Linked DNA regions of Homo sapiens: region 2 is linked to region 1. The links are chromatin contacts, found by Hi-C in ENCODE. All regions are on one chromosome and are shown on one strand. The core of a region is the stretch at or near the end of the contact, and the rest is flanking DNA. Distances in the headings are between cores, read along the strand shown. Region 1 holds the start of EPAS1 (endothelial PAS domain protein 1). Region 2 overlaps PRKCE (protein kinase C epsilon).

Evidence for each region. Hi-C counts contacts between places; a loop is a spot of excess contacts on that map. Pooled maps may share reads with other maps.
Region 2: a loop to region 1 is called in a map of IMR-90, with 5 times the contacts of the local background. The contact joins the enhancer-like site here to the promoter of EPAS1 in region 1. A Hi-C loop is called at or near these places in 2 of 168 maps with a recorded cell type or tissue (IMR-90 and PC-9) and 4 of 50 pooled maps.

The regions. Positions count from the first base shown.
Region 1 is chr2:46,295,441-46,299,401 of GRCh38, forward strand. EPAS1 (endothelial PAS domain protein 1) reads left to right here and starts at 1,967. Exons shown (of 16, transcript NM_001430.5): 1 at 1,967-2,497. The coding sequence starts at 2,472. RefSeq lists silencers at 1,421-2,000, 2,231-2,560.
Region 2 is chr2:45,942,381-45,946,341 of GRCh38, forward strand. All of the region lies in intron 2 of PRKCE (protein kinase C epsilon), which reads left to right. Among named protein-coding and RNA genes, the nearest start is that of PRKCE-AS1, 270 kb to the left of the region's middle. Within about 2 kb of position 1,930, at least 3 of the 41 ENCODE cell types and tissues checked have a DNase peak (open chromatin) inside an H3K27ac peak, as active enhancers do.

The sequences.
Region 1 (3,961 bases), core at 717-3,216:
CACCTGGAAGCCACCAAGGTGCCCTTTTCCCGCACTCTAGTCCCAAGTGAGGGAAATAAGCCTATGGTTAAGGGAGAACTATCTACCAATTTGAACTCATTAAAATACATAAATGTGTCCACTAGAAATGGCTGGCTGGAGAAGCCCAGTACCAAATCACCCCGTTCCTGAAACCCACCAGCCCCATGAAATAGTTCGCTAGAGAGAGATTTGCAATCTTTGAATTCGTTGACTATCAACCTGTATAGGTGCTCCGTGCCCCGAGATCTGAGAAAATGACAAAATACGTCTACTTCCCGGCCGGGCACAGTGACTCACGCCTGTAATCCCAATACTTTGAGAGGCCAAGTTGGGCAGATCACTTGAGGTCAGGAGTTTGAGACCAGCCTGGCCAACATGGTAAAACTCCCGTCTCTACTAAAAATACAAAAATTAGCTGAGGGTGGTGGTGGGCGCCTTTAATTCCAGTTACTCCGGAGGCTGAGCCACAAGAATCGCGGGAAGCGGAGGTTGCAGTGAGTCGAGATGGGGCCACAGCACTCCAGCCTGGGCGACAGAGTGGGACTCAGTCTCAAAAAAAAAAAAAAAGTATTTCCCAATTCTTCGTCAGTTTTTGCCCTCTCCCCACTTCGCCTTCTCCAGGCTCCTGAAAAGTATCTCCCCCAACCCTTTCTGTGTACACGGGGAAAACACGTGTTCATTTTTATTATGGCGCTGAAACCTACCCTTCTCTTCAAATCGCTTCTGTAGATCGTTCTAGTATAAAATGTGGCAAGAGGCTAAAGGGAGAGATATAGACCAGTTCTTTGGCCCTCGCTTTCCAACTTCAAGTTACACCTGTGAAACTCATGGGTCCTTCCACAGCCTTCAAAAACTAAGGGCGTCCCCTGTCCTCTCCCCAGATGTCCCTTCCCCATCGCCGGTAGCGAGTGGGAGACAGCTCAGCGCGGGGCAGGGGAGCACTGGGCCCGGAGATGGAAGGCAGCGTCAAAAGCGCCGCTGGAAAATCCCTGAGCGCTAACCGTTGCCTGTGTGAGCCCTTAAATCTACAAATTTCCAACACCTGTAGCCTTTGGGTTTCCCAGGACTTCCATCGACCCTGGCGGCAGAGAGGGCAGGCCTGAGATGCAGTGACTTGAGGGCACATGGCCAACTCTTGTCACTCCAAGATCACACTGGGGAACCAGACTGACTTCTCCAATTCTGAACTCGCCCCGGCCTCGGGCGGCTCAAAGGGCCTCCTCTGCCGCATCCCCGCCAAAACCAAACCGCCTGGCACAAGCCGGTAAGCAACCACCCTGCTGGGAGAGGGAAGGAAGAGTAGGCGCAGCCCTAGATCAATTTCCTTGCACTGCTTCTCCCAGACGGTCAAGTCAGCTGCGTCCCACCGAAAAGGGCGCATCGCCCACGCCCGAAACGCAGCCGCTGGGGGCCGAGAAATTATCCCCACCTGGCCCGAGGGCCAGGGACGCAGGAGCGCAGCAGCGTGGAGGGGCTCCGCGCTGGCCCGGCGCTGCCCGCGGTCCTGCCCTCGTTCCAAGGGCACGGCGCCGGTACGAGGACACCGACGCTGTGGCGCAACTGCCGTCCCCCGCAGCAATCCCGGAGCCCGGCTCCCGGCCGCCCCTCGGCCCTGCGCAGGCTGCCTCTCCCCGACGCGGAGTCCCACCCCGCTACCCGCCGCCCAGACGACCTCATAAACAAGTCCTCGAAGTGCGGAGGCAGGAGGCGGGGCGCAGCGCGGGGGCAGGAGGCGGGCCAGGGTCAGGGCAGAGGCTGCGGCCGCGCGTCCCCATTGGCCGGGACGCAGTGAGCCGCCCGGAGCTCGGCGCGGGCGGGGCCTGCCGGCGCGTGCCCGCCCACACACCCGCGCCGGTGCCCGCCCCCCGCCCTCCGCGCCCGCCCCGTGCCCGCCCCAAGCCGGCCGACGGAGTTTTTAAAGTGGGCTGCCGGCCGCGGGAGCTTTACACTCGCGAGCGGACCGCCACACGGGTCCGGTGCCCGCTGCGCTTCCGCCCCAGCGCTCCTGAGGCGGCCGTACAATCCTCGGCAGTGTCCTGAGACTGTATGGTCAGCTCAGCCCGGCCTCCGACTCCTTCCGACTCCCAGCATTCGAGCCACTTTTTTTTTTCTTTGAAAACTCAGAAAAGTGACTCCTTTTCCAGGGAAAAAGGAACTTGGGTTCCCTTCTCTCCGTCCTCTTTTCGGGTCTGACAGCCTCCACCCACTCCTTCCCCGGACCCCGCCTCCGCGCGCAGGTTCCTCCCAGTCACCTTTCTCCACCCCCGCCCCCGCACCTAGCCCGCCGCGCGCCACCTTCCACCTGACTGCGCGGGGCGCTCGGGACCTGCGCGCACCTCGGACCTTCACCACCCGCCCGGGCCGCGGGGAGCGGACGAGGGCCACAGCCCCCCACCCGCCAGGGAGCCCAGGTGCTCGGCGTCTGAACGTCTCAAAGGGCCACAGCGACAATGACAGCTGACAAGGAGAAGAAAAGGTAAGCGGGCGTCCGGGCCGATCAGGGGGCCGGTCCGAGGCCAGGGCCGGGCTGCGCGGGGCAGGCGCGACCGAGAGTGGTTGGGAGAAGAGTGCTGAGAGGTCTTCGGAGCTCGAGGCTCGGTTTGGAGGGCTGTGAGGGGGAGAGCATGTGCCCGGTTTGGGGGCGCGGATCAGCAGCTTTGCAGTGGAGACTTCTGCGGCTCGGAGGAGTCGGGGATTTGCGCGCACGGCGAGGCCAGGAGGCCGAGGGAGATGGCCTGGAGGTCGGAGGTGCTTCCGCGGTGCCTTTGAAAATCTCCCAGCCGCCCCGCAGCAGATTACCGTGGCCACCGGCGCTTGGAAATGTTTGTGGGTGCATGTCCTCGACTTTCTCTGGTCTCTCATTTTGGGGCAGCATCCACGTCTCTATTTTTCTCTGGATTCGCGGAGTCCTTCCAAATGCGCTCCTGTGCCCGCGCCGCGGCCCAAGTGGGCAAAGGGGGGCGGGAGGCGGAGAGCGGCTCAGGGACACGATCCTACCGAGGAGCCAGGACCCTTCAGAGCGCCCCGCTGCCGGGCTCCAGACCCCACCGAAGGTTGGAGAACCCACTTCCTCGTGCCGCACCTTGACTCTGGGGAGAGTAGGTAGTGAGTGACCTGGATTGCCCTGCGGGGGCAGATGGTTCGGTGTGTAGGAAGCGGACGGCAACACTGGATGTCCCTGGCAGGTCCGGGTGTCTGTCTCCGAAGAGGACAGAGAAGGGCAGCCACGATCTGCCCGCCTGCCCTCGCGAGCCTCTCGGCACTGGGTGAGAGGCAACTCTGGCCATTTCTTGCTGCCCTCTCGCCCTCTCCCGGCCGCTCCCAGTCCAGCCGGGCCCGGCGCTACCCGAGCGAGGGTTCGAGCCCTCTGCGCGGCCGCGCAGAAGCAGGCAGGGCCTCAACTTCTGCAAATGTGTGCGGCTCGCCGCCTGTCCCCTTTCTCCTCCTGTCTCCACCCGTGCGGCCCCAGTGGCCTGGAGCTTCCAGCCCCGCGCTTGGCCGCGGCTTGGCGAGGCTATGCTGCGGGAAGCTGGAATCCAACGCGCGGCCGGCTGAACCGCCTGAGCCGCGGGAAACCAGCGGCGGAGCGGCGGTATAGAGGTGCGAGGATGAGGAGGACCGACTCGCTAAGGGAGGGAGGTGACTGGCCGGGAGGGCTCACTGCCGAGGTTGATTTGCTCTTGTTCCAACTTCCACTACGGGACTGGAGCCAGAAACCGTGTATCCTCCGGTCGAAAGCAGCGGTTCCCACCTCGGGGCACCGATAAGGATTTGATAAACGGGAGCGAATCGCGCCTGTCCTGGCTCGGCGCCCGGGCCCTTCACTGCGGGATCGCTAGGGGAGGGGATTGGGCCCTGCTCCCCTTTCCTGGCCGTAGTCCCCCCTTTCTCGTCACCGTCGCGCCCTCAGACCCAAGACAAGTGAGGGAGCCCTGAGACT
Region 2 (3,961 bases), core at 680-3,179, 350 kb before region 1:
AAAAAATCATATAGGCAGTATGTTCCTCCCTGAAATCCATTGAGAGGATATAAAAGAGCAAGTCTCTTGTAAATGTTATTATAATTAATGTTGTCATATTATGTGTGACATGTCATATATGAGGAACGTGCAGCCGTTGTGATGTGAAAGGTCCCTGTGGCTCTCATGAGGGGAACAGCAGGGGATGGCGTAGGGTGTGCACTCAGTAAATTACTGTTGGTCTAATGACGAGGTCCCCGCAGGAAGGATTAGAACACGAATGGAATACAAATTCCTCTCTTTCCTGTGCTTTGTTGTGTAAGCACGCTTTGTTTTATGATTCTGCGATTAACTCTTGGAAAAAGTCACTTAATCTTCTTGAGATTCAGTTTTTTTCAACAATAAAATGAATTATAATGCATTATGTTTATTATAGTACACATGTAACTAAATGAGTATATATATCAAAATTTTCTGTAAACTTCATTTTTAATTAAACATCAGTGGAAATATGCTTACAGTAAAACATTTAACAGTAACAGTGCTTTAAAAGTATAAAAGAAAAGTTGTCCCCCCAACCTCTTATTCTCCACTCCCCAGAAGTTAGCTGCTGCTGTTCTTAATATACTTTAGAAGTGTTGCACAAATACATGTGATCATAATTCCCATTTATTTCACATAATATTTCTACTTTTATGGCATTTTGTAAATTGATGAATCATTTTAGCCAAAGAGGATGATTGTATCTCGGCGCTAGGATTCAGCTGTGAAGATTCAGGAGGCTTTAAGAGCTCATTTTAGGTAATTTTCTGCTTTTGAATATTGTAGAAAAGAAATTCCTTTGTTAAAGGACACAATTAAATATACTCCAAAGCAGACTAACATTCATTTATTCCTTTATTTAAAAAATGATTTCGCAGTCATCATGTGCAAAGCAGTTACCCAGTCTATGAAAGTTTAGAACCATAGCGTCTAAGCCAGCACATAGGAGTTGCACGTGGGTCCTATAGCTCAGAGTACATCTGCCAAAAGAGGGATAGGGCAGAGGGCCACGGAACTCACTGTGAGCCCCTCTAGCCGGGGCTTAGGAAGGTCTGCCAGGGGGCGCTAACATTTGGACTTGATCTTGCAGGTTAGTTGTAATTTAGTTTTACAAGATTAACTATTTTTCTCCCACAAAGACTCAAAATGGTTGAGGTTACACATGCCAGAAACATGCCAGAATTCCTTCTTTCCAGAGCCTTTTTTTTTCTGTCTTAAATGTTTTCCAGTTCCACTGTCTCAGAGGCCTTTGAGGAGGACACAGAATATAAAGTTCTCACCAGACGCCAGGATATAACAAATGTCAGCTAAGTTACACGTCTTAGCAGAAACCAAGCCTCCTCTCCTGCTTTCTGGGTCCCCTTTGTCAGGAGAGTTCCCAGTTTGCAGAATGCACCAGACAGCAGCAGGGGAGGCTGTGTCTGTGTTAAGTAAACAAAGGTGAATTTGGAGTGACCGCGCAGTGAAACTGCCCAGTCTAGATCATCAACGCAGGATTGTTTAAGTTGTTCAAGCTAGAAAAGGCACAGAGTGTTTGGTCCACTCACGTGGTTTTACAGTTTTGGAAACTGAGGCATTGAGCTGTGATGTGATTCGTTCAAAGGCAGATAGATGGTGGGGGCGATGGCTGAGTCAGATGTGGAAAGAATATAGGTATTATGAATCTATTCCAGGACTCAACCATGTTGGCAACCCTGCAGGGCCATTCTATGCATATTCTTGACTAGATTCATTGATCCCAAAGCCTTTTAGGCCCGAATCACTTCGTTGGTGACTCATTTCTTCCCTCCATTCTGCTTTGACTGCTGTCCATTTGCTCCATTCGGACTTTTTGATGCTCCTTTTGTTCCCCATATTGTGGGGTGCCTCAGGGTTCCAGGGCTGTAGGAAAAGCCTCAGCGTCTCTCCAGCAGCAGGCATTCCTTATGCATGAGCTCTACAGGAAATGCTGTTGAGCCAGTATAGTATCTAAGGCACAGCTCAGACTGGAGTGATGGCTATGCTGGTATACAGTTTTCAAAACTTATTGACTCGTAAACTTAAGATCTGTACGTTTTACTTTATGTAAATTCGTCCTCAATTTATTTTTATGTATTTAGTTTTTTGAGACAGGGTCTTGCTCTGTCGCCCAGGCTGGAGTACAGTGATGTGATCTCAGCTCACTGCAACCGCAGCCTCCCAGGCTCGAATGATACTCCCGCCTCAGTCTCCCAAGTAGCCGGGACTACAGGTGCGTGCCACCATACCCGGCTAATTTTTTTTTTTTTTTTTTTTTTTTTTTGTAGAGACAGGATTTTGCCATGTTGCCTAGGCTAGTCTCGAAGTCCTGGGCTCAAGCGATCCATCCACCTTGGCCTCCCAAAGTGCTGGGATTACAGGCATGAGCCACTGTGCTGGGCAATCCTCAATTTAAAAACAAAAACACAAAAACCTCAAGTGACTTCACTTATAAATCTTTGGACATTTAGGTTGGCGGATTCCCTTTGAAACCATTTTGCAAATGGATACAGAGGTGGCCCTAGGTAGAGTGGGGACACCTGTTTTTGTGCCCTCAGCCTTCCCTATCCCTGCCCTTTTCCTTTCCAGTAATGCTTCTTCCACTTCTTGTTCCTCTTTCAACTTCCCCCCTTCCTGAGCCTTCCATTGCCAAAACTTTCTCGCATTAGGCAGGGAAACGATGGCCACACCAATGCATTAAGAGTAAGATGTGTTCTGTGAGGATTTCAGTTTCAGAGGAACACCTGGGGAAGGCTGCTGTGTGAGTCCATTCTTGCCTTGCTATAAAGGAATTATTGAGGCCGGGTAATTTATAAAGAAAAGAGGTTTAATTGGCTCACAGTTCTGCAGGCTGTACAAGCATGGCACCAACATCTGCTTGGCTTCTGGTGAGGGCCTCAGGAAGCTTACGATCATGGCAGACGGTGAAGGGGAAGCCAGCATGTCACATGGCGAGAGCTGAAGCAAGAGCGGGGAGGTGTCATACTCTGTCAAACAACTGGATCTCATGTGAACTCAGAGTAAGAACTCTTGTTATCAGGACAGCCCCAAGCCATTCATGAGGGATCCGCCCTGTGACTCAAACACCTCCCACCAGGTCCCACCTCCAACATTGGGGATTACACTTCAACATCAGATTTGGAGAGGACAAACGTCGAAACTATATCAGCCAGGCTACACCACAACCACAGCCGTCACTGGTTGAGCACATGCTATGTACCAGGCACCATACTAAGTGCTTTCCATGAGCTATCACGTTCAACCCTCACAGTCCCCTGCAAGGCAGGTACTCTTATTACCCCTTCCTCAGAGAAGTTTTAAAGAGATGCTGCATAACTGTGCTCCACTGGTGGGGGGCCAGATTAGAACACAGGCATCTGGCAAAGCCAGGGCTGTCTGTCTTTATACAACCCCTTGACAGAAAAGAATGACTTGTTAATGGTGGAATGTCCTGTACTGATGGGGGAAGACCATTTGAAGGACTTCTCTATCTCCTTAAAAGACACCACATGAATGGCCACTTATCCCTATGTGTGAAGCCATGGTTGAATGGTAGTGATGATAAACCAAAAAATGGGGTGGATTCAGTGCAGTGCTCTGCATGTACAAGTTGTTTTGTGTTCATTAATGACTAGGGCTACTGTTAATAGCTCTGGACAGGATTGGTTATGAATGTGGCACATGCCCTCCCAGGGCGTAGGATGTTGGCCAGATACCAACCAAGGTGGCCAGAGTTTGCAGAACCACTTTGTAAAGGAATGAGGAGGAGCCCTGCATCCCTTAAATCCCTGCCCACAACTGGGTTCTGAGACCACAGGACTCTTGATAAGATTGTGGTGGTTTGTGAGTTATGCCCGGTCATCTATGACTAACAGTGCAGTGAGGCCATTTGGCCTATTTGCTTTTCCATTTTTTTTCTGGCTCTCTTCACTTGAATCTACTT